2 separate regions of the Homo sapiens genome follow, and region 1 is linked to region 2. A link is an interaction called in ENCODE POLR2A ChIA-PET data of the cell type or tissue named here. Cell type or tissue: PC-3. All regions are shown on one strand. Links, peaks and the distances in the headings refer to the core of each region. The heading gives the core; the rest is flanking DNA. Region 1 holds the start of SLC30A10 (solute carrier family 30 member 10). Region 2 overlaps EPRS1 (glutamyl-prolyl-tRNA synthetase 1).

The links. Peaks named below come from ENCODE experiments on the same cell type or tissue, not always from the same donor. Only the 100,000 strongest peaks of a DNase experiment are listed, where the experiment ranks them.
Region 1: POLR2A ChIA-PET joins it to region 2 with 16 read pairs; 4 of 35 experiments call an interaction of 5 or more read pairs at or near these places.

The regions. Positions count from the first base shown.
Region 1 is chr1:219,922,757-219,939,924 of GRCh38, reverse strand. It overlaps SLC30A10 (solute carrier family 30 member 10), which reads left to right and starts at 11,368. Exons shown (of 4, transcript NM_018713.3): 1 at 11,368-12,124; 2 at 12,820-12,897. The coding sequence starts at 11,485. LOC107985281 (a long non-coding RNA gene) reads right to left here and starts at 11,140. Exons shown (of 3, transcript XR_001738476.3): 1 at 10,620-11,140; 2 at 8,557-8,689; 3 at 4,833-5,060. RefSeq lists an enhancer at 11,044-11,338. In PC-3, for the core only: no CTCF peak of the experiment used is centred there; no DNase peak of the experiment used is centred there.
Region 2 is chr1:219,978,275-219,986,274 of GRCh38, reverse strand. It overlaps EPRS1 (glutamyl-prolyl-tRNA synthetase 1), which reads left to right. Exons shown (of 32, transcript NM_004446.3): 21 at 2,018-2,069; 22 at 2,877-3,086; 23 at 3,431-3,503; 24 at 4,818-4,897; 25 at 5,418-5,519; 26 at 6,035-6,190; 27 at 6,660-6,857; 28 at 7,556-7,729. Among named protein-coding and RNA genes, the nearest start is that of SLC30A10, 54 kb to the right of the region's middle. In PC-3, for the core only: no CTCF peak of the experiment used is centred there; no DNase peak of the experiment used is centred there.

The sequences.
Region 1 (17,168 bases), core at 4,961-12,960, 51 kb after region 2:
TTCCACATGCAAAAGACTCTCACTCCTCCCTAAGATCCCTAAAATCTCAGTCCATGCGGCATGAGCTCCAAGTCCAGGATCTTGTCACCTTGAATGGGTCCATGGTTAAAGAGGCTCTTCTGGGACAATTCCTCAGATACAGCTCCTTGAGTTATCTTCCTCTTGATTTGGAGATCTGTGAAGTAAAGAAAGAAATGGGCCAGGTGTGGTGGCTCACACCTGTAATCCCAGCACTTTGGCTGGCCGAGGTGGGTGGATCATGAAGTCAGGAGTTCAAGACCAGCCTGGCCAAGATGGTGAAACCCCCTCTCTACTAAAAATACAAAAATCAGCTGGGCGCAGTGGCAGGTGCCTGTAATCCCAGCTACTTGGGAGGCTGAGGCAGGAGAATCACTTGAACCTGGGGGGGTGGAGGTTGCAGCGATCCAAGATAATGGCCACTGCACTGCAGCCTGGGCGACAGAGTGAGACTTGGTCTCAAAGAAAAAAAAAGGAAAAAAAAGAAACCCATGACCTGCCCTCCACACACCCAACACATAATGATAGGACAGTCATGGAATAACTGTTGTATTCCCCAATTGCATTTATTTTGGATGGCATTCACAGCTTTGAGAGGGTAGCTTTTAATAGCTGCCTGGATCTGTATCCCACTGATGGTAGAGGTGCATTCCAAATCCCAGGCAACTATCTGAAATATTGCCTTCCTGCTTCTGAAAGATTTATTTGGTTGCTAGTCCCCAGTCTCATCTAATTCATCCCCCTTTTAAGAGTATTTAGATATGTGGGCATTTTTCTTTTTTGTATCTTTCTAGCCCCAAGAAAGCTCTCCAATCCTCTAACTTAGTCTGCCTGTTGTTTCTGAGAGCAAATTACTCTCTCTCATTTTCTTTGCACAGTAATACTGCAGCATGTAATAAAAATTGCTCTTAAAAACTCATGCTCACTAAGGTCTGTTAAAACAGCCCCATAGCTACGACAGCAGCATTCTTCTGTAGCCAATAAGCTGCTGCGACCTGCCAAGGTTGAAATACTGCCTGACTGCCTGACTCACTCTTACTGAAGCATTAAAACCTGGCAGCTGCTTACCACAGGCTCAATCTCCATGGGTTACTTTGGCCTGTAGATACTCATCTTTATCTTTCTCAAGGTTCCTGCCAACTTACCAATATGTTAGGGCTTCAGGGACACATAAATAATACCCATTTCTTACTCTTCTAGGTTTGGAAGCAATTGATAACATAAGATATGGATGACAGTTGAACATAAAATATTAACCTGATTACTGATATTGAAGGATATGGCTTAGACATGTAGTGGCAAAGAGCTTCCTAATCGTCCACCCCAGAATTAAACTTCCTCACCCAGTCCCAGGCCTCCCTCCACAGGGCAAAACCTGCCCCAGTTAGCTTCTCTCATGTAGCAGGATTGCAGGTCCCTGGGGAAGGCAAATTTGAAAAAGAAGTCCCAGAAGAGGATAGCTGAGCATGCTGCACTCTTTCTCCCAAGCTTACTGGACAGAGAAGTGATCCTGCCTCTGGGAAAAGTCAGGGGAGTGGTAGAAAGATGTCTAGAGTGATGGGCCTTTGGAGGCGCCCTCATGGAAATGTGAAGCTTGGGGGAATGCAGTGTTCCCCTAACACAAATCAAAAACTGCACTGGGCAGCTCCATTGTGAACCATGTAGGCCATCTCCAGAGTGACTTATCCTGATGGGAAGAAGCATATTTTGTTCCATCCCTCAACCCCTTCCCCCACTGTTAGCAGATTTGGATATAAGTGCCCCACTCAAAGATGCATGATAATCAGCAAAGATCCAACATGGTAACTACATAGAGATACTACAAAGAAAAAGTTAAAAAAGGAACCAGCAAAAAAGGCAGAAGAAAAAATACATTGAAGAAAAATAATAATTACCCCAGGTGACAGAAGAAATTTTCAGATAAAACAATGAACATGAACTGTCAGAACTCCGGTGGCTAGGGAAAAGATAACAAACATTACAGAAATGAAACTCATATAGGAAGCAGTGAGGCATAAAATAAGCACCACTGAAAACCATCAGTGAGCTAGAAGACAGGGTGGAGAAATTGATTAAGGAATTATTCTAGTTTTTTGAGACTAAGTCTTGCTCTGTCACCCAGGCTGGAGTTCAGTGTCGCGAGCTCAGTTCGCTGCAACCTCCGCCTCCAGGTTCAAGCGATTCTTGTGCTCAGCCTCCCGAGTAGCTGGGATTAAAGGCACACACCAGCACGCCTGACTAATTTTTGTATTTTTGGTAGAGATGGGGTTTTGCCATGTTGGCAGGCTGGTCTTGAACTCCACACCTCAAGTGATCCGCCCGCCTTGGCATCCCAAAATGTTGGGATTACAGGCGTGAGCCACTGTGCCTGGCCTCATCAAGGAATTTAAAGCAACTGGAAGACAGATAATAGATATGGAAAACAAAGAGCAGACATGCAGCATAATATACACACTAGGTGTTTCCTGATGTAGAAAGCAGACAAGTGCCCCATGAAAGAAATTCGAAGATATAATAGAAGATTTTTTTTCTGAACTAAATGATGATAAAAATTTGCATACCAAAAGGGAAAATTGATATGGAATAATTCATACATACATTCTGGAGAAGTTGCTAAATATCAAAAATAAAGAAAGAATCCCACAGGCATCTAGGCAGAAAAAGCCTGAGGACAAATATCAGGCTGTACTCAGATTTTTCCACAGCGACATGCAATGTCAAGATACAATGATGAGATGTCTATACAGTTCTCAGAAATAAAATAAAACACGAACTTATGAATTTCATACCCATCTAATCTAAGTTTTGCTCATTTATGAATGGCAACATAATGACATTAACAAATATATATATGTAGATAACCCAAGAGCTCTTCTTTTTTTAAAAAAAGACTAGATGAAATCCAGTCAACCAAAATGTGAATCAAGATGAGCTCAGAAATTGGAAAGCCATGGTATGAAAAGACTGTTGGTGAGCATCAAATCAATTTGAATATAGAACTGTGGCTAAGCCACTTTCAGAATTACAGGTACACAATAGAATGTAAGTGTTTTGGAAACTGTCAATGAAATATAAGGAAAACCAGGAGGGTGCAGCATTCAAAAGTCAAATTAGGAGCGTAATTGAAGAAGGAAAGCAAAGATTCTCTACCACTGCCTCTCAGCTCTTTCTGCTTCCTCTCCTATTGCAGTTTGAAGGGTATTGGAAAGAAGCAGGGGAAGACAGGATTACCAGGGGCTCCAAGTCACATCCTCATGTTTAATGACCAGACAAGAAATGAAACCTCTCTCCCAGGTTCATTTGAAAAATTCCGAAAGAAGAACTCTGGCCCATCTTGGGTCAAGTGCCCATCTCTTGAACCAAGCATTGTGATCAGGGCATGAGGGACTGTGATTGGTGTACGTGCCTACCTCTGTATCCAAGGGGACAAAGGGAACAGGATATCTTACCACAGGAAAGCAGGGAGGGGTTCAGGGAGGGGTCCAGGCAATCTGAAGCTTAAGCTGACCCATTTAAATACTGGTGGCCACAAATACAGTGCTTGCTTTCTAGAACTCATGTTGGTTGTGGGTCCATGGCTTCATAATTACAGCAATAATGCCTTTTATTTTTCTATATATTTGTACCTTCATTATCTTATTTGATATTCAAATCAACTAGATACACTAAGTAGTATGAGGCTATTCTTTGCATTTTACAGATTAGGAAACTAAGGCTCAGAAATTCTGTAACTGGTCCAAGTTGTACAATAACTTCATGTCAGAGGTCAAGAATCTTAGTTCTCTTCCAGACTTCATTTCAATATTCAAAACAGCCTCTCATTTTGTGATAGTAATAGTGTCTCCCAGTCCAGATACCTTGATTCTCTCTACTTTTCTGCCACATGACTAGCAGGTAGGTCATGATGGCAAAAGAAGGATGTCAATGATAAAACTAGGGGGTTTGGGTTTAGATTTACAAAAGATTTTATTTTAAATATTTTTATATTTGTAACATAGTATTAATCAATGTTTTATATTCATATAATATTTTATTAGTCAATAGCTAATTTGTTTTAAGATAATTAGCTAAGTAGATTATTTGGATTAAGGGGACATACATGATTTTATAAAAAGTAGGATACTCTAGATAACTATGAAGGAGATTCCACAACTGGAAGTCAACAATAGTTTTGGGTATGACAACAGCCAGAAATCAATGGAAGGAGCCAATGTTTGTTGATTATCCACTAAAGGAACTATGCAAGACCCTTTACATAAGCTTTTTCATTTGATTCTCATAACTACTGTCTGAGAGAGTGATACCTCTATATCTAGCTTAGAAATGAAAACATAGAGGCTCAGAAGTTGAGTGACTTGCTCACTTGCGAAGAGCTGACAGAAGCAAGATTGGATTTTAGATGTGCATGGCTCCAAAGCCTATGTTGTCCCACTACATATTCAACCAGTGCACTTGGCAAATAAAGTTAAGGACATTTATTAATATCTTTGGTTTTGACCCTCTCTCCCCTTCACACAAAATTATTTCCACAATTTCTTGGGCAAAAGGCTTTTTTCATGTTCATATAGTCTAAAAATTAAGGCGAAATCTAGCAGTGAAGAAGGTTGCCATCTGTGTTGGATTGTTTCTGATGGCACCAAAGAACACATAGGAAACCTTGTTGTAACTTACAAAATAACACAATTTAACTTACAGTTAAAACAATTAGGTCTAGAATCAACATCAAGGGGTTTTTCTCTATTTCTTGCAACTTGTAGTTCTTTTTGCTTCCATTTGAATTGGAAATAGTCTAAAAGCTGATTTTTCCCCCTCACTGTTCACCCATCAGGAGGATTCAGACCCCAAATGATATCAGTAAATGATGATGAACTCTGAATGAAAAGTGTTTCTTAAACTGCCAGTTCTGCCTTTAACCCTTTCCCCTGTTCTTCCTAGTAGCCATAACCCCTTTCATTTTCGTGTTTTCACTTACCCTTGTCCCCTTGACAAACCCCAAGCACAGGGTTTCTCTATGAGTGCGTCTCTGGGGTTGTCCTTGTGACCTGGAGATGGTAAGAAACACAGAGAGCAGTGCTATAGTGTCAATAATGACAAGATGACCCCAGATACCACAGTTGGCCTCTTTGCTCTCAAATGAATCTAATAGCCCAAGGAAGTATTTCTCCTTTATCAGCAGCCCATTCAAAGTGGTGTTAGCCATTACCCAGCTTTTATCATTCCATATCTCATGGAAAAATAATAGCGTTCACCTCAAGTCAAGAATCTCTTAAATTTAATGCATTCTGAAATACTTCGAGAAAAAAAGGCATCATCCTGGTGTTATATAAAAATTGATGTCATCTTTTTACATCCATGCGATCAACAGATGGTAACTTTGGTTCCTATATTTTGTATATGTGGAACTATTGTCTTTCAAACTATGCTTTTCTTCTTTTTTTTTTTTGAGATGGAGTCTCACTTTTGTTACCCAGGCTGGAGTGCAATGACATGATCTCAGCTCACTGCAACCTCCGCCTCCCAGGTTCAAGCAATTTTCTTGCCTCAGCCTCCTGAGTAGCTGGGATTACAGGCACCCACCACCATGCCCGGCTAATTTTTTTGGTATTTTTTTGTGTGTGTGAGACGGAGTTTTGCTCTGTTGCCCAGGCTAGAGTGCAGTGGCACGATCTCGGCTCACTGCCAGCTCCGCCTCCTGGGTTCACGCCATTCTCCTGCCTCAGCCTCCCGAGTAGCTGGCACTACAGGTGCCCACCACCACGCCTGGCTAAATTTTTGTATTTTTAGTACAGACGAGGTTTCACCGTGTTAGCCAGAATGGTCTCGATCTCCTGACCTCATGATCCACCCGCCTCGGCCTTCCAATGTGCTGGGATTACAGATGTGAGCCACCACACCCGGCCTTTATTTGGCAGTTTTAGTAGAGATGGCATTTCACCAAGTTGGCCAGGCTGGTCTTGAACTCCTGACCTCAGGTGATCCGCCCACCTCGGCCCCACAAAGTGCTGGGATTACAGGCGTTGAGTCACTGCGCCTGGCCTATACTTCTCTTCTAATTGCAGAAACTTAAACATGTTTTATCTTATGTCTTCATAAACTTCACTGCTCCCCAGATGGATCTGTAAACAAATTCTTAAATGTGTATTTTCTCTAAAAGTAATCCTTAGCGAATCCTTTGGTGAAGGAAAATATTCTGCTGTCTCTCTAAACTTGGATTTAAAACTCCAGGTGATGGTTATTTTTTGTTAATATTCACTGAGCCTTTCTTATGAACCTGGCACTATCCCAAGCAATTTATATACCTTTTCCCACTTAAGTCTCATGACAACCTCATGAAGTAGATACTATTATTATCCCTATTTCACAGGTGAGGAAAGAGAAGGTTTAGTAAGGAACGTGTCCCCCAGGTCACAAGAGCAGTTGCAAGTGAGAAGCACAGCCCAGATTTAGTTCCAAATCGGTCCGACTCCAAAGCTCAAATTATTAACTGCAGCGCTACTCTGCCTTTTAAATTTTCTCAAAGTGAGTGCAAAATTAAAATTATTTAGAGTCTGGTATTTTCTCAGTAAGTAGGTGGTATCACGTGATGCTATGCTCGTGCTCCTAACACTTCCTGGGCCAGGGCTATTAGGAGACATACTCTTTCGTTGCAAGAACAAGTGGCATTTTGAAGAAACCATGGAGGTGGCGTTTGGGTGAGGACACTGCAGGCTGATGGGCACAGCTTTACATTCATATTAGAGCTGCTTCGTTCTAGGTGGGCTGCAAATCACAACTCCCTTATAAATATAGCCCACTCAAATTAGTATTGACCACTATCTCATTTTTCTTTCTTCTTTTTTTTTTTTTAGACGGAGTTTTGCTCTTGTTGCCCAGGCTGGAGTACAATGGCAGGATCTCGGCTCACTGCAACCTCTGCCTCCCAGGTGCAAGCGATTCTCCTGCCTCAGCCTCCCGAGTAGCTGGGATTACAGGCGTGCGCCACCACGCCCGGTTAATTTTGTATTTTTAGTAGAGACAGGGTTTCTCCATGTTGGTCAGGCTGATCTCAAACTCCTGGCCTAAGGTGATGCGCCCACCTCAGCCTCCCAAAGTGCTGGGATTACAGGCGTGAGCCACCTCGCCTGGCCTCACTACCTCATTTTTAATCTTTTGCACATCTCATGCCTCCATCACTAAAAAAAAAAAAAAAAAAAAAAAAAAAGAATGGTTACTCAAGTCAAGAATCTCTTAAGTTTAATGGATTCTAAAAAAACTTGGAGGCCCAATATGCATACTTTTGGGGTACAAAAATTACCTTTGTACAAAAGGTTACAGACGTACACATTATATAAATTCACCAATGAGGAGCTGACTTCATCCACAATAAGAATTTGGTGCTTTGGAAAGATGTCCATTCTCTTCTCCAAAGGCAATGTCATCTCTTGTCAAGTAGAACTAAAAACAAAAACAGATGCTTTTACAGTTTCTAAAAAAAAACTAATTGTTAATTTCTGGTCAAATACCAGTATAAAAATAATTTTTAGTGTCATAATCTCTGAATTTGTGAATTGTAGCATATCAAGTTTTGCACCAATACTAACAGAACTTTTAAAAACCATTTCATTTGTTTAGAACAAAAGAAGCATTAAAGGCCAGGAGCAGTGGCTCACGCCCCATCTCCACTAAAAATACAAAAATTAGCTGGGCGTGGTGGCAGGTGCCTATAATCCCAGCTACTTAGGAGGCTGAGTCTGGAGAACTGCTTGAACCTGGGAGGTGGAGTGTGCAATGAGCTGAGATCACGCTATTGCACTCCAGCCTGGGTGACAAGAGTGAGACTCCGTCTCAAAAAAAAAAAAAAAAAGATGATTGAGTTAGTATAATCTGGAAGCAAAGGGTGTAAGCTCTAGAGTTTGATGCCTAGTTCAGAGCTCAAATCTATCAATCATTTACAGCTTGTGTGGTCTTGGGTAAGTTACTTAAAATCTCAGGTTCTATCCTATAAAATAGTACTTATTTTATGGGGCTGTGATGAGGAAGAAATGAGATGATGCTTATAAAACTCTCAGCACAGGGTTGGGCAGAGTAAGAGATCAATAAACAAAAGCTATTTAAACCTCACAATTTGCTGTTAAGTATAAAATGCTGGCCAGGTGTGGTGGCTCACGCCTATAATACCAGCACTTTAGGAGGTCAAGGCGGGCAGATCATTTGAGGCCAGGAGTTCGAGACCAGCTTGGCCAACGTGGTGAAACCCTATCTCTACTAAAAGTACAAAAATTAGCAGGGTGTGGTGGTGCACACTTGTAGTCCCAGCTACTCGGGAGGCTGAGGCAGGAGAATCAGTTGAACCCAGAGGGCAGAGGTTGTGGTGAGCTGAGATTGGGCCACTGCATTTCAGCCTGGGTAACAGAGTAGACTCTGTCTTAAAAAAAATAAAAATAAAATGCAGCCTGTATTTTTATCAATTAACTTTATATATACTGTGTGTGTGTGTGTAGTTTTAGTACAAACATTTTTCTACAGTGCTTTTTATTGACACCATCTGGCAACACTTACCCTTTCTTAAAGTCAGGAATGGGTCCCCCAGGCAGGCTGCCTCTGCCACTTCCAGCTCCTCCAGCTTCCTCAGCCACTGGCTTTATGGTTCCATCCACTGCACTCCTGGGGCAGTGACACAATTCTTATCTGCCTTTGGTTAGGAAAATAATTGGGCAATTTGCTCCAGTGATACATTTCTGCTGATTTCAGGTTTTCTTTCAGTGGTGAATGACAAAGACATGCAATTAGCAAGGAATGCTTTAGTTTGTCAAGTTTAGTTCCACCAGGCTTCCCTCACTTATTTTGACTGTTTTGCTTGCTGTCATATTAAATGTTTCAGAAGCTTTACAGTTTGAAGACAGTCTAAGCCAGAAACAGCAATGGCTACAGTACTCTGATAAATCTCTTTTGTCTATTAGAGTGTCTCATCTGTTGTTCAATAGTAATTCCATCACACATGTGCTGTAGTATTAATACTATTGACAACAATAATAGAACATTTATTGAGTGCTTACTGTGTACCAGGCACTATTTTAAGCATTTTACACATATTAACTCATTTAATCTTCCCTATACTATTATTATTCCCATTTTACACTAGTGAAAAATACCGTAGTCTATATCTTCTTACCTCTACATTATTGATTATTTTTATGTTGATTTTTAGAAAATACTTCCAATGATCAATTTTCTCTAATTCTCAATATAAGGATATTTTCCTGGAGGTGCAAATATTTAATAAGCTCTGAGTTTGGAGGCTTATCTGGTGTAAGGTGGGACTTGGATCAAGGATGCTTTAGCATGGCTGTTATGGACCTCAGAAATACTGAAAGACAAGGTTATGTTTTACAAGGCTAAGGACAATGAATAGGGCTAGAGGTTAGGATGTTCTGTGGTTGGGGGGAGGTGGGGTTGAGACAGGGCCTTGCTATGTCACCCAGGCTGGAGTGCAGTGGCACCACCACGACTCACTGCAGTCTCGACTTCTTGGGTTCAAGCCTTCCTCCCACTTTAGCCTCCTGAATAGCTGGGACCATAGGCACACACGCCTGGCTAATTTTTTTTATTTTTATTTTTTGTAGAGATGGGGTTTCCCTATATTGCCCAGGCTGATCTTGAACTCCTGGGTTCAAGTGATCCTCCCACCTCGGTCTTCCAAAATGTTGAAATTACAGGTGTAAGCCACCACGCCTGACCTGTGTTTTTTTTTTGTTTGTTTGTTTTTTGTTGTTTTTGGAATAAGACATTTGTATTCATTTCTAAGCCAAAACTACATGTGTATTCTTCAGGAATGGTTAAAGTTCAGGGGCTAGGGATGGGGAAGGAGAATAGAGATGACCAGACTGCACCTTCAAATCCTCTATGGGATGAGATAATGAGACAACAAAAGAAACCAACAAAGAAACCTAGGAGCCAGGCCTCTCAAACCTCCACAGCAGGAAGAGACCAGCAGCAGACACCCTTCTTCAAGGGTCCCTTCCTCAGCCTCTTCCAGAGTCCTGGAGACAGTTACCTTCTGGATAACTTTTATTTGGAACACAGCCTGTTGTCAATAGAAGAGTCTTGGCCAGGTGCAGTGGCTCACGCCTGTAATCCCAGCACTTTGGGAGGCTGAGGTGGGCAGATCACTTGAGGTCAGGAGTTCGAGACCAGCCTGGCCAACATGGTGAAACCCTGTCTCTACTAGAAATACAAAAAATAAAAAATTAGCCGGGCATGGTGCCTGTAATCCCAGCTACTCTGGAGGCTGAGGCAGGAGAATCGCTTGAATCCGAGAGGCGGAGGTTGCAGTGAGCCGAGATGGCGCCATTGCACTCCAGCCTGGGCAACAACAACGAAACTCTGTCTCAAAAAAAAAAAAGAGTCTTTATTTGGAATAAACCTTCATGTAGGTCAGTCGATTGTACTGCGTATCAGGTCATGCTGTCAGGGACACGTGGGGGTGAGTAGAATATTCTCTTCAATGAAGAATGAGACAAGTACACAGAGGAGGTCAGCCCTGGTTTCTTTGGCGGCCAAGGGACTTGTGTCTACCACAAAGTAGACCAGCCTTCGAGTGCTAGGCAGGAGTGCATGCTTACAGAAGTGGGGTCTGCTCTCCTGAGGGCTGCCTGCGATTCACCCAGGGAAGGAAGCCTTGACAGCGAAGATCCTGAAGGGGAACGGGGACGATCTTGTGCCATGAGTGGGTAATAGGAACGATCCTGCACCGTTTATAATGGCTGTGAGGAACAAGAGAGGATTAAATAGCTTTATCCTGGGGTTAGTGGAATGAGGGTGGAGGGCTGAGTGGCGGATGAGGTCACATTTCACGAAATGAAAAGCAGGAAGCACCCTCAAGGGCAAGTTGCCCCAAGCCTGTGCTCCGGGGCCTTGCACCTGATTAATATGGAATCTGCACCGCAAGGTGCCTATGGGCACGTACGCGAAGGTGTCCCAGTCCACCGCAGCGAACACACCCCACAGCAGCCAAGGCCCTTATGACTGAGTCAACAGGACACTGGCGACCCTGAGGGCCAGGAGAAGCGGGGTGTCTGGGTGAATCCCACCTCTGCATGGGGAGGGAGTCTGTGAAGATTGACGTCCAGACACGCCCCCTCTCCTCCGCAGCGCCCCTCTCTGCACAGTCCTGTCCCACAAAGAGAGACATCGGCTCGTGGCCACCTGCCAAGTCAGGCCCAGGCCGCGAGGGAGGGGAAAAGGGCCGCGGGAGGCGGTGCACGGGCTGTTCAGATACTGCCCCCGCCACTCCTTTAGACTCTGGACGTGCGGGGACTGGTGGCGCTCGGCCTCGCGTTATAAAAAGCGGTGGGGCAGGGCCGGCGAGACAATCTGGGAGGCGGGTACCGGGCCTCACGGATCCGCGCCGCGCCCCCCACCTGTGGCTGCGCGCGGGGTGGGCTGCGCTCCCCTGGGCGGCGCCGGGCGCCCGGGGCTGGTGGCGAGATGGGCCGCTACTCTGGCAAGACGTGCCGGCTGCTCTTCATGCTGGTGCTCACCGTCGCCTTCTTCGTGGCGGAGCTGGTCTCCGGCTACCTGGGCAACTCCATCGCGCTGCTCTCCGACTCCTTCAACATGCTCTCCGACCTGATCTCGCTGTGCGTGGGCCTGAGCGCCGGCTACATCGCCCGGCGCCCCACCCGGGGCTTCAGCGCCACCTACGGCTACGCCCGCGCCGAGGTGGTGGGCGCGCTGAGCAACGCGGTCTTCCTCACCGCGCTCTGCTTCACCATCTTCGTGGAGGCCGTGCTGCGCCTGGCCCGGCCCGAGCGCATCGATGACCCCGAGCTGGTGCTCATCGTCGGCGTCCTGGGGCTGTTGGTCAACGTGGTGGGGCTGCTCATCTTCCAGGACTGCGCCGCCTGGTTCGCGTGCTGCCTCCGGGGACGCAGTCGCCGCCTGCAGCAGCGGCAGCAGCTGGCGGAGGGCTGTGTCCCCGGCGCTTTCGGGGGGCCTCAGGGCGCGGAGGACCCGCGGCGCGCGGCGGACCCGACAGCCCCAGGCTCGGACTCGGCCGTAACCCTCCGGGGGACCTCGGTGGAAAGGAAGCGGGAGAAGGGGGCGACCGTGTTCGCAAACGTAGCAGGTGCCTTTCGGTTGCATCCTTTGGACCGCTTGGCCCTTCCTTCCTCCTCCCACCCGGTCCCTTTCTTCTCACCCCACGCCCTCTTTTTCTTCTGCATGCTTTTTTTCTGTTTTTTTTTTTTTGTTGTTGTTGTTTTTTTTTTTTTTTTTTTTTTTTTTTTTTAATAAATCCATTCCCTTTACAATCCCGCTTTACTTCTCTTCTGCCAATTTAACATATTCCCCATCCCTTCTTTTTTCTCCTGGATCCTCGGGTAGCCCTGGCCTCTTTTCCCTTACCCTATTCTCTGTATATGAGTATTGATTTTCTTGGAAATCGGTCACTATTATTGGGCAACAGGCAGGACTCTCCAACCCCTCCTCCCTCTCATTACTTGCTGTCTGAATTTTGTTGTTCTCCCCCCCTCTTTGCCCATCCGTTTGTCTTCTTGGGTGTTACGGGTTTAGGGGCTGCAGGTGGGCTCCCATTCACCCTCTTTTTGTTTTAACTTGAAAGGATGTGTGAATGAAGTCCAAAGGTGGATCACAAGGCTATTTCAAGGCCAAAATGTACTGTTCTGAGCTGTGGGTGTGCAGAAGGGTCTCCCTTAAGCTAGTAGAAATTTAAAATAACAAAACTTTATTTTGAGTCCATTGGTTTTTTTTTGTTTGTTTGTAGAACTTATACACAACACAAGGTTTCTTCTTTGAATGCAGGTGATTCCTTCAACACCCAGAATGAGCCAGAAGACATGATGAAAAAAGAGAAAAAGTCTGAAGCTCTGAATATCAGAGGTAGGATTGACTTTGGGCCTATTTGAAATCCCTTTCTATGACACACATGGACTGTGTTGTTTATTTCTGTTTGACTTTTAATAAGGCAAAGGTGTGTTTGAAAGTAGGCCAGTTACATGCATAGACTATGACCCAACTCTCTTTCGTAATCACTGCATTGATCCTGAGGGAGAAACTGGTTGCTAATGATTTATCTTAGCTCCACTGAGACCCATGCTAATACTGCCTGCTCCAGAGCTGCACATATTAATATTGTGTTACTACTTTACTTGGTTTTACTGGTCCGTGGATATTGCTAATAAATCATGCAACCCATTTTAATTGAATTGATTTTGATAAAGGTAGGAAAAGAGTAGGTGAGCTGCTATCCAAGGTTATGCCCTATCTCGCATTGCTGAGTGACCCTATTGCATCAGCTATTTCTGCCAGAAATCTGCTTTTGTGAAGGGACCGTTGGCTCACTAAAACCTCCACTCCCAGGACCAAAGGGAGTGTTCTGGTGAGGCCCAAGGCAAGCACCTAGCTAGCCTCTCACCATGTGGTCAAGGTCGGAAGCACTGGACTAAGGTCAGCCCAGGGCTTTTTGAGATGTGTTTCTCGCTGGACACCATTGTAGCCAACATCTCTCCCTTCCAACTTCTTGGGCATAGACTTTGCTTCAGAGTGATCCCAGAAGGGGTTAATCCCCAATTTTGACTTTGAGAATTCCAACAAGGATTAAGCAACCCTCTACTTTCCTGTGGTTTGGGGAAAGCCTGTAAGTGGGGCTTTGATGGAAATAATACAATGAAAAATTAATAATTCAGGAGATACCTTCACTTTGAGTGTCTCACATCTGTTTTACAAAGGAATTCTCAGAGTGAACCTATAGGGAAAATCCAGAAGATAACAACAATAACATATGATCTCCTAAAAATTTCTAAATTAATCAAACAAATTTAAAGGCAACAGGGGAATTTGCTCTCTGAAAGAGCTTAGTAGTGAGCTTTTAAAAGAGAATCTGTAATGAAAAAAAAATCATCCTTTATCTCTCTTTTTTAAGGTCCAGTTTAAAAATATATACATTGGGGTGGGCGCGGTGGCTCACGCCTGTAATCCCAGCACTTTGGGAGGCTGAGGTGGGCAGATCACCTGAGGTCGGGAGTTTGAGACCAGCCTGGCCAACATGGTGAAACCCCACCCCATCTCTAGTAAAAATACAAAAACTAGCCAGGCATGGTGGTGGGTGCCTGTAATCCCAGCTACTCGGGAGGCTGAGGCAGGAGAATTGCTTGAACCCCAGAGGTGGAGGTTGCAGTGAGCCGAGATTGTACCACTGCACTCCAGCCTGGGAGACTGAGCTAGATTCTGTCTCAAAAAAAAAAAAAAAAAAAAAATATATATATATATATATATGTACACACACACACATAAATTTTAAGGTGGAGTTCACCATCAGAGGCTTTAACTTTTCAAAGCCTGTTCTGTTAAGTATCCTCATTTTTTTTCTTCTTTGAGATGGAGTCCTGCTCTGTCTCCCAGGCTGGAGTGCAGTGGCGCCATCTCTGCTCACTGCAACCTCTGCCTACCAGGTTCAAGTGATCCTTGTGCCTCAGCCTCCCAAGTAGCTGGGATTACAGGTGCGCACCACCACGCCTGGCTGATTTTTGTATTTTTAGCAGAAACGGGGTTTCACCATGTTGGCCAGGCTGGTCTCGAACTCCTGACCTCAGGCAATCTGCCCGCCTCGGCTGCCCAAAGTGCTGGAATTACAGGTGTGAGCCACTGCACCCGGCCAACTATCCTCATTCTTATGTTACAAAGTTGAGAAAGAGAATAGGTAGGTGGATTGATGCAAAGAAGAAGAAGAGTAGGCCCTCATAGTTATAGTGATCTTGTTTGGGAAACTTGTATGAACTTGCCAAATTTTAGTCCTAAGCTATTGAAGTTTCTTGGTAGAAAAATGTCAGTAGTAGAATGCCTTGCTATACCTGGCTGGGCCTTTGGTTTACAGGGACTGACACCAGTGCACCTTTAGCTTCTGATAGAGGTGAATAGTGCGGTGGCTGAAAGGTTGGGATTTGGCTTCAAACTGCCTGAGTGTGAATCATGGCTCTGCCACTTAAGAACCATGTGACTTTGGGCAAGTTATTGAACCTCTCTAAGCCTCCAATCCCCTCATCTTTAAAATGAGGATAATAACAGTACCCACCTTATGGGATTGCTTTGAAATAAATGAAACATATAAAGTGTTTAGGCTTATAGTAGGAAAACTAGCTAACATTTTTATTGAGTATGTACTTTGTCCCTGGTACCATTCATGAATGAGTGAACTGGTAGTCACATTAATCTTACTGAGTGGATACAATTATCGTTTAATTAGTGGGTGGAATTGCTGGGCTCAATCCATAGTGCTTCCGTGTTAGCTGAGATCATTCCTGCTGCTTTTGATGAGTACCTGTACTGTGGCTAATAGGAGCCTTTACATATTCCCGGCTAAGTGTGAGGCTGGCCTCCCCTTTGGTGCTGTGTTCTTATCTTGGAGCCACAGTTCAGGGAAGGATCACAGAATGTTAGAACTAGAAGGACCTTAGGGAAATTGGACTTCAACCTTTCACTTCACAGATGAGGAAGCAGGGTGTGGAGAGTTTGACGACTTCCCCAAGTCACCCCAGCTCATAGCAGAGACAAGGCTGGAATCCTGGGCTCCTACATCACATTTCTGGCCCTTTCCATGATCACACATTGCCTCTAGACTCCAGACAGGGCTTGCTTCTCTAGTACACAGTCCACTGAATGGTTATATTTCTAACATTTAAGCAACTGCTTTAGAAAGCAGGACTGTGTCCCACTCTCCAGATCTGCAGAGGTAACAGCTTACGGGGATCTCTGTGAACAAAAACAATTTCTTCACTTTCTTTACTGTTTCTCTTATTCCAATGGGAATTTAAAAAATGAGTTTTTGTTTGTTTGTTTGTTTTGTTTTTTGAGATGAAGTCTCACTCTGTAGCCCAGGCTGGAGTGCAGTGTCGTGGTATTGACTCACCACAAACTGCCTCCCAGGCTCAAGCGATTCTCCTGCCTCAGCCTACAGAGTAGCTGGGATTACAGGCGCGCGCCACTGCACCCGGCTAATTTTTTTTGTATTTTTAGTACAGACGGGGTTTTGCCATGTTGGCCAGGCTGGTCTTGAACTCCCAACCTCAGGTAATCCGCTGGCCTCGGCCTCCCAAAGTGCTAGGATTATAGGCGTGAGCCACCGTGCCTGGCAAACAAATGAGTTCTAAGGAACACACTCTGTCTTCTACTGTAAAGTATGGTAAAAACACAATCCTCTTAAAATGCTCATCAATGTGCTTTGTAGTGGTCAATTTTATTTAATAGGATCAAACATGATGTATTAAAAATGTTGTAACAATATGTCAGAAAGACAATTAGCTTTTTAAAGTTTGGTGTAAATAGATGAATAGCCATCTTGACATCCCTTGAAAAGAAATCCCCTTTGATGAGATGTTTCTTTGTAATTCCAATAAGAAAGATCTCAGTTTTTCATTACCATTTGCCCAGTGCAAATGCACTATTTCCAGTCATTCAACAAATTCAACAGCACTGATGGCTTTCCTAAGTGCTGGGACACATCAGATTTCAACTTGTGTCAAATTGCCAATTTATGTTATATGCCCGTTTTTTGGGGGTTTCGTTTTAATCTAAAGGCAGCAAGTGAGGGCCAAGTACAGAGGTTTGCTGTCTTTGCAAAGCTACCTTGAGAGCATTGTAACTTAGCAGGTGATTGAGTTGTCTACTAAGTGGTGCTCTTTATGTCTCAGATAATGCTGCCAGATTTATCTTTCTGAATCATAGATGTGATCACATCGGAGTCTGCTCAAAGCCTTGGCCGCATACAGGGTATGGTCTAAACACTGCTGACATTCAGAGCTTGCTGTTCCGGTGCCAATACTCCTTTCTAGACATTTCTGCCCTTCTCTTCACCCCTTCATGGCCTCACCTCCCCCATCAGCTCTTCACTGTCTCCCGGCATACCCATCAACATTTAATGTACATCTGTAGTGAGGTGAGAAGCACTTACACCCTGTGATCAGGCAGATCTGGTTTGAGTTCTGCCTCTCCCTTTTCCTAGCTAGGTGACCTTGGGCAAGGAACTTCATCTCTTTAATGTTCAGTCCCGTCATCTATATAATGGAGATAATAGGACCAACATCACTGTGTTGTGCGGATCACATGGGTGGTTAGAATAGCACAGAGGACCCACTCAACAAATGGTGCCTGTTATC
Region 2 (8,000 bases), core at 1-8,000:
GTCATTAAGTGACGCATAATTGTAATTTTTTATCTGTTTCCACAATTACAGTGAACTTTGTGATGGGTTTCCCTTAATGGCTTACTTAATAAGAAGAAAAAGCTGTTACTGAGATACTTTGGTTTTACATTTGTTTAGCTGAGTATCAAATTTTGCTGCCTCTTAGCTCTCATGTCATATACACAATGTCTCTTTAAACAAGAGAATGCAACAGTTATTTTTCCTTTTGACTATTAAACTGAATAACCAGAGTTATAGCAGGGTAGAAGAGAATGTAGAACTTCTCACCTTTTACTTTCTTAGTGCCTGTGAAAGTGCTAGGTTTCACAGAGTTATTTTGTTGAGGTATGTCATAGTGAAACAATGGAGAATGCAAATGCAAATACATTAAAATTTTTAGCCAGTAAAACCTTGTTTTTAAACTCCAAAAAGAGACCATCTCTATCCTGAATAATTGTTGATATTTCAAGAAAATGATTATTGTCTGAAATAGTTTTTTTATTGGAGACCTAGTTTATTTTACAAGCATCTATCTCTGCAACTTTTATTCTAGTTAAAAGAAAAACTTGAGGCCAGGCGTGGTGGTTCACACCTGTAATGCCAGCACTTTGGGAGGCTGGGATGGGTGGATCGCTTGAGGTCAGGAGTTTGAGACCAGCCTGGCCAACATGTCAAAGCTCCGCCTCTACTAAAAATACAAAAAAATTAACCAGGAATGGTGGCACACACCTGTAATCCCAGCTACTTGGGTGGGGGAGGGGGGCTGAGGCACGAGAATCGCTTAAACCTGGGAGGTGGAGGTTGCAGTGAGTCTAGATTGCACCAGTGCACTCCAGCCTGGGCGATGGGGTGAGACTGTTTCAAAAAAAGAAAAAGAAAAACTTACATAAATTTGGCTAATATGCACACATCAGTACACACACATATGTGTGTGTATTTATAGCCATTGTTTTTATTACTTTTTAGGTGTTACTTTCAGTGAAACAGTGATCTTACTATAATTTTAACTGGCATAAGATTCTTCTTTTTTAGTGGGAGAATAGGTGTGAACAGGCTGTGTCTCTATTACAAATACATTGCCTTAAAAAGAACCTTGTAAAAGAGATGTCTGCATAGAATCATAGCTTTTGTTACATTTGGCTTTCCTAGATTTTGTGGACAATATCTCTCAACTTTTTAAGAGATGTCTCTGCTGTTTTTGTTTCTTTCTTTTTTTTTTTTTTTTCTTTTGAGACGGAGTTTCACTTTTGTTGCCCAGGCTGGAGTGCAATGGCGCAATCTCGGCTCACTGCAGCCTTTACCTCCCAGGTTCAAGCGATTCATTCTCCTGCCTCAGCCTCCCGAGTAGCTGGGATTACAAGCATGCGCCACCACGCCTGGCTCATTTTGTTTTTAGTAGAGACAGGGTTTCTCCATGTTGGTCAGGCTGGTCTCAAACTCCTGACCTCAGGTGATCTGCCTGCCTTGGCCTCCTAAAGTGGTGGGATTACAGGCGTGAGCCACTGTGCCCAGCATTTCTACTGTTTTTTTAGGTTAAAAACATTATCTTAGGGGCTAGGCATGGTGGCTCATGCCTGTAATCCCAGCACTCTGGGAGGCCAGAACAGGAGGATTGCATGAGGCCAGGAGTTCAAGACTGGCCTGGGCAACATAGCGAGACCCTGCCTCTACCAAAAAATAAAAATAAAAAAATAAGCCAGATGTTGTATGCACCTGTAGTCCTAGCTACTGGGGAGGCTGAGGTGAGAGAATCTCTTGAGCTGAGGAGTCCGAGGTTGCAGTGAGACAGGATCACACCATTGCGCTCCAGCCTGGGTGACAGAGTAAGACCCTGTCTCAAAAACAAAACAAGAAAACAACAACGTTATCTTGGGAATGAATATAGAAGAGTTACAAATACAGAAATAACTCATACTGAAGAAAGACTAATCTATTTTGAACTTTAGAGGTTTATTTTTATTCAACCTAAAGCAGTTGCTGAATGAAGATATTTATCTTTTACTTTTCACATCTGCAGGTTGGGTCTTGAGGCAAAAAAAGAAGAAAATCTTGCTGATTGGTATTCTCAGGTGAGTATGCATTCAGTTGATTTTTATGTTTTAAGTCTGTCAATGGCTGCTTTTTATGTTCAGATTCTAAAATATGGGCACAAAGGCAATAGTAATAATGTTGTATAATGCCTTTAATAATACACAGTGTAGTCATTTAACATGACATTATTTTTCAACATGTTAACATAAAGTCTTGAATTGAAAAGCAGTACCATGAGATAGTGATTGATTTTTTTTTTTTAGGTGAGATAAAGGGATTAATTCAAAGCCACAAAGATATAGTCAATAGCAGAGGCAGGATTGGAATTCAAGTTTTTTTTTTTTTTTTTTGAGACGGGAGTATCAGTCTGTTGCCTAGGCTGGTGTGCAGTGGTGCGATCTTGGCTCACTGCAACCTCCGCCTCCTGGGTTCAAGCAATTCTCCTGCCTCAGCCTCCCGAGTACCTGGGACTACAGGCACACGCTACCACGCCCGGCTAATTTTTGTAGTTTTAGTAGAGACTGGGTTTCACCATATTGGTCAGGCTGGTCTCGAACTCCTGACCTCAAGCAATCCACCCACCTCGGCGTCCCAAAGTCCTGGGATTGCAGGCCTAAGCCACAATGCCCGGTGGAATTCAAGTTTTATGGAGAGTTTGGAACCCTGTTATATGTTGTTTTTCAGTATAGTCAGGTCTGTTTTACTTCCATTATGACCTCCCACATTAAGGGGATGTTATCAACAGTAGAAGCCTCCAGATTTGAATTTTGGTTATCATACTCTTGCCACTTATACTAGAATTTTGGTTCAATGTAAGCTTTAAAGACTATTTTTCTTTTAAAAAGGTCATCACAAAGTCAGAAATGATTGAATACCATGACATAAGTGGCTGTTATATTCTTCGTCCCTGGGCCTATGCCATTTGGGAAGCCATCAAGGACTTTTTTGATGCTGAGATCAAGAAACTTGGTGTTGAAAACTGCTACTTCCCCATGTTTGTGTCTCAAAGTGCATTAGAGAAAGAGAAGACTCATGTTGCTGACTTTGCCCCAGAGGTAAGTGAGCTTGCTTTTTTATTTTTTGCAATGTTCTCTGACAAACTGGAAAATATATTTTCAACTTTTAACAACCAATTTTGAAAAATATAAAGCCATTTTTATTAAAAAGTTCTGTTTCTACCTTTATAGCAAGTAATGATTTTGTTACATTAATTAACTGACTTTTAATATTTAGAAGGTCAGTAAGTGCGTACCTTTCCTCACAGTGAACAGCAGCGACTATTTTAACTTGCCTAAATTGATATAGCAAAAATTAAAACAGAGGAAATTTGCCTGCATTTGTACTGTTGCTCCAAAATGCTATTGAAAAAAAAGTATGAAAAATGATTTTTTCTTACTAGGTTGCTTGGGTTACAAGATCTGGCAAAACCGAGCTGGCAGAACCAATTGCCATTCGTCCTACTAGTGAAACAGGTGAGAATAGGCATTGGAGTGCAAGAGAATGCTCACTGAACGTTAGAGACAGCCTCTAAAGTTGAGTCTCAGCTTTTGCTTTGTGATAGCTATAATCTCTGTTGACGATATAACATTTCATGAATGTTGATGAAGATTGAATGCAAACTTAAGTTGTCTAGAGTTTTATTCTCTAATATTCATTGTAGAGCTCCTTATCATTAAATTATAGGATTTTTAATTTAAATACTCATTTTTATGCTGTAAATTTTTAGGACTTTTCAAGGAGTTTTATTCTTAGAATAATTTTTATTGTTGGAATTGATTATAATATTGCAAATGCAATTTTTATGCCATAATTATTTTTAAATTTTAATAATACATTTAGGTTTGCATTCATGTAGGGTGTTCATAGGTTGCTAAGTACTTTTACGTCATCTCGTGTTATTCTTACAACAGTGTTGTGAGGAAGGCAGGGAAAGTTACTGTGATTTCCATTTTGCAGGTAAAGAAAAGTCTCTGAAAGATTAAATGATTTTTCTGAAATTACGTATGGTAAATGGAAATGCTGTTGGAAAATTTGAGGTTTTGGGCTTTACAGTGTCTTTCAAAGTGATCATTCATCTGTAGAGTTCAGGATTGTCTGTTCTTATTGATATTTCTAGTGATACTTTTGTATAATACATTATTAATATTGTGATACCAGTTTTTTTCTCTCAGACTATTTGGCAAAGTTTTGTTTGTTTTGGTTTACTAATTATAGATCATGAGCAGGCTATTCTAAGACAGGTATCTTCACTTTGCACTTCATTGCAAGAGCTTTCATACTCTGAGTAGATGCATCAGATATAAATTAATTCTGCTTCTCATACATAACTGCTGGATTCAGCAAATTGTTTAGCTTCTATAAACTCAGCTTTCCACGTCTTTAAAACTGAGTTATGATACCTTCTTGTGGGTTGAATGTGAGAATTGAACAGGTCAATGAATGCAGAGAACTTAACATAGAACATGACCTTTATTTGTGTTTTTAAAAACAAAATGTGAAAACCGTCGAAGTACATTAACTGTTATGTGAAGAATGTAAAATCTGTGAAGAATGTAAAATATGATCAAGTTTAGATTTGTATCCTTGAGTAATACACTTCATGAAATAGATAATACTATTCACTTATTATAAACATTGGAAATATATTTACACAAACATACATTTTATTTTTCAAATTTATTTATTACATTTTAATTCCTATTAATTATCTTGCTGGTTTAGCTGTTACATCCCTAAAGGAGAAATAAAGCCTTAAATGACTGTCTCTATTTTCCCGTGTCTTTCAGTAATGTATCCTGCATATGCAAAATGGGTACAGTCACACAGAGACCTGCCCATCAAGCTCAATCAGTGGTGCAATGTGGTGGTAGGTATTCACCCCCTCTTGTATTCTATTATTATTCATGTTCTTTTTTTTTTTTTTTTTAAAGCACATTTTGTTTTTATTTTCAAAGGATTGGGAGTATGGAACTGTTTTTGAAGTATTTAAGATAAATTGTAATTTTTGATTACTTATTATATAAAATGGTAATAAAAATTGGAAAGTGGCTGGGCGTGGCAGCTCATGCTTATAATCCCAGCACTTTGGGAGGTCGAGCCGACAGATCACTTGAGCCCAGGATTTTGAGACCAGCCTGGGCAACATGGCAAAACCACATCTCTACTAAAAATGCAAAAATTAGCCAGCTGCATTGGCGTGCACCTGTAGCCCAGCTACTTGGGAGGCTAAGGTAGAAGGATCATTTGAGCCTGGGAGGCAGAGGTTTCAGTGAGTCATGATTGCACCACTGCACTCCAGCCTGGGGGACAGAGCAAGACCCTGTCTCCAAAAAAAAAAAATTGAAAAGCTCTTTATAATGACTAAATTGTTTTCTTGCCTCTTCCAGCGTTGGGAATTCAAGCATCCTCAGCCTTTCCTACGTACTCGTGAATTTCTTTGGCAGGAAGGGCACAGTGCTTTTGCTACCATGGAAGAGGCAGCGGAAGAGGTATAAAAAGTTATTTTCCATATTAACTATGTTCCATTATTTTTGTTCAGGTTCTGCAATTTTGTTATTTAAAATGTATGTAACACCTGTTAAAAGCAAAATCAAATTAATTCAAATGTTCATGGATTTAAGTAACTGCTTATTGGAATGTTATTATTAAGGAAATAGGCTCTTTTAAATTTTTAGGTGAAAATACTTCTGGACTTTAATGTGTAGAAAAAATTATTTTTCAGGAAATTTGCATTTTGATACTGTATATCTTTCTTAACATTTATTTTCTCTTATATTCTAAACATATATACATTTTAAAAAGTTATTTGACTTCTTTTTACATTGCTTCATTGAATATCTTTCTTAATAAGTTCACACTGGCTGCTTTAACCTTTTCATAAAAAGAGGTTTTTATTGTTCAGATTGCTTTTCCCACACAATTAGTCTTAAGTAGTGCAGTTTTATAGATCTTAATGAATAAATGTACCCTAAATTTGAACACATTTACATTTAAAATGTTACAGGTCTTGCAGATACTTGACTTATATGCTCAGGTATATGAAGAACTCCTGGCAATTCCTGTTGTTAAAGGAAGAAAGACGGAAAAGGAAAAATTTGCAGGAGGAGACTATACAACTACAATAGAAGCATTTATATCTGCTAGTGGAAGAGCTATCCAGGTATCAAACTGCCACACAGGATTCGTAGGTCACTGTAAGCACAGTCCATGGACAGATCCAATAATTTCTTCTGTCATCACAGAAGTAGACTCTTAAAAAATAAGTGTTTCATGTACTTTCGTATAATAATTTCAAACAAATCTATCCCATTCCTCTGTCTCCATGGTTCGTTAAGTCATAGTATGTATCCTGAATTACTACTAAAATATGAATTCCTTTTTAACTGTTGTAGGTAAAATTACTGCTATAAAAGGGGCTGCCCAGAGCAAAATGCTTGTAAATAGTATTTTTTGACTAATCTTAATCTCTTATTATGGTAATTATGCTTATAATTAAAAACCTTATTTAATGTAAAAAAAGGGAGAAAAAAAGTGTAGTGCCATTTTAAAGCATGTGATCTTATAGTAATCATTTTCAAGGGCATAATAGGTTATTAAAAATGAAGCTTATTTTTCTCTCTCTATTTTAGGGAGGAACATCACATCATTTAGGGCAGAATTTTTCCAAAATGTTTGAAATCGTTTTTGAAGATCCAAAGATACCAGGAGAGAAGCAATTTGCCTATCAAAACTCCTGGGGCCTGACAACTCGAACTATTGGTGTTATGACCATGGTTCATGGGGACAACATGGGTTTAGTATTACCACCCCGTGTAGCATGTGTTCAGGTAAGGAAAATATTCCTGTTTATCACTCATTTTATAAAATACAAGCCATATTTACTAAAGGAAATTTGAAAGGGTGATTTTCTGAATATCATTCAGGCAGATTTCTCTGATAATAAAAACAACGTGGAATGCAGTCTGGACCCTAGTGTTTTGTGACTGTGTGTATTATTTATTTATTGTTTCTTACTCTTTTAATTTTTAAGCTACTTATATAAACATTTTTAGAAGTCATTTTTTAAAAACGGTTTATAGTATGTTAAATGAGCTGGGCATGCAGGCTCACGCCTGTAATCCCAGCACTGTGGGACGCCAAGGCGGGCAGATTGCTTGAGCCCAGGAGTTTGAGACTAAGCCTGGGCAACATGGCAAAATCTAGTCTACAAAAAATTAGCCAGGTGTGGTGGCATGCACTGATAGTCCCAGCTACTTGGGAGGCTGGGGGGGAAAAAAAAATATATATATATATATATACACACACATATGAAAAATAGATTAAGTGAAATATAGTGGGTCAGATGAAAATGCATTTAGCACGGGTAAGTGATTTGCAGGTAATTAGTAGACATTATATATAAGATTAGAAATCACACAGCTGATTCGTGTTAATAATATAGCCACTGGTAGGTTTCGACTTCTGAGAGCTCATTACTTCTATATCTGTTTCTTTGCATACATTTGGGACATTGTGCTGATTCTAGGTGGTGATTATTCCTTGTGGCATTACCAATGCACTTTCTGAAGAAGACAAAGAAGCGCTGATTGCAAAATGCAATGATTATCGAAGGCGATTACTCAGTGTTAACATCCGCGTTAGAGCTGATTTACGAGATAATTATTCTCCAGGTTGGAAATTCAATCACTGGGAGCTCAAGGTAAATTCCTAAGCTTTATCTTTTACCCCCAACATCTGCAATTTGAGTTTAGATTTTCCTCTGCATGTTTTTATAAAACGAGGTTTCTCATTACTTTCCTCTATTTTGATAGTTGTGAGTTTTCTTCTTCTTCACTTAAACTGTTGAGCACTGACACAGTTCATAGCTTTGCAATAGTGATACCTAAATTTAAAATAGTTTTTGTGGAAGCTTATTTTTATTATGTTAGAATAAAAACGATCTCGAGCGCTTGTTTATGATTACCCTCACG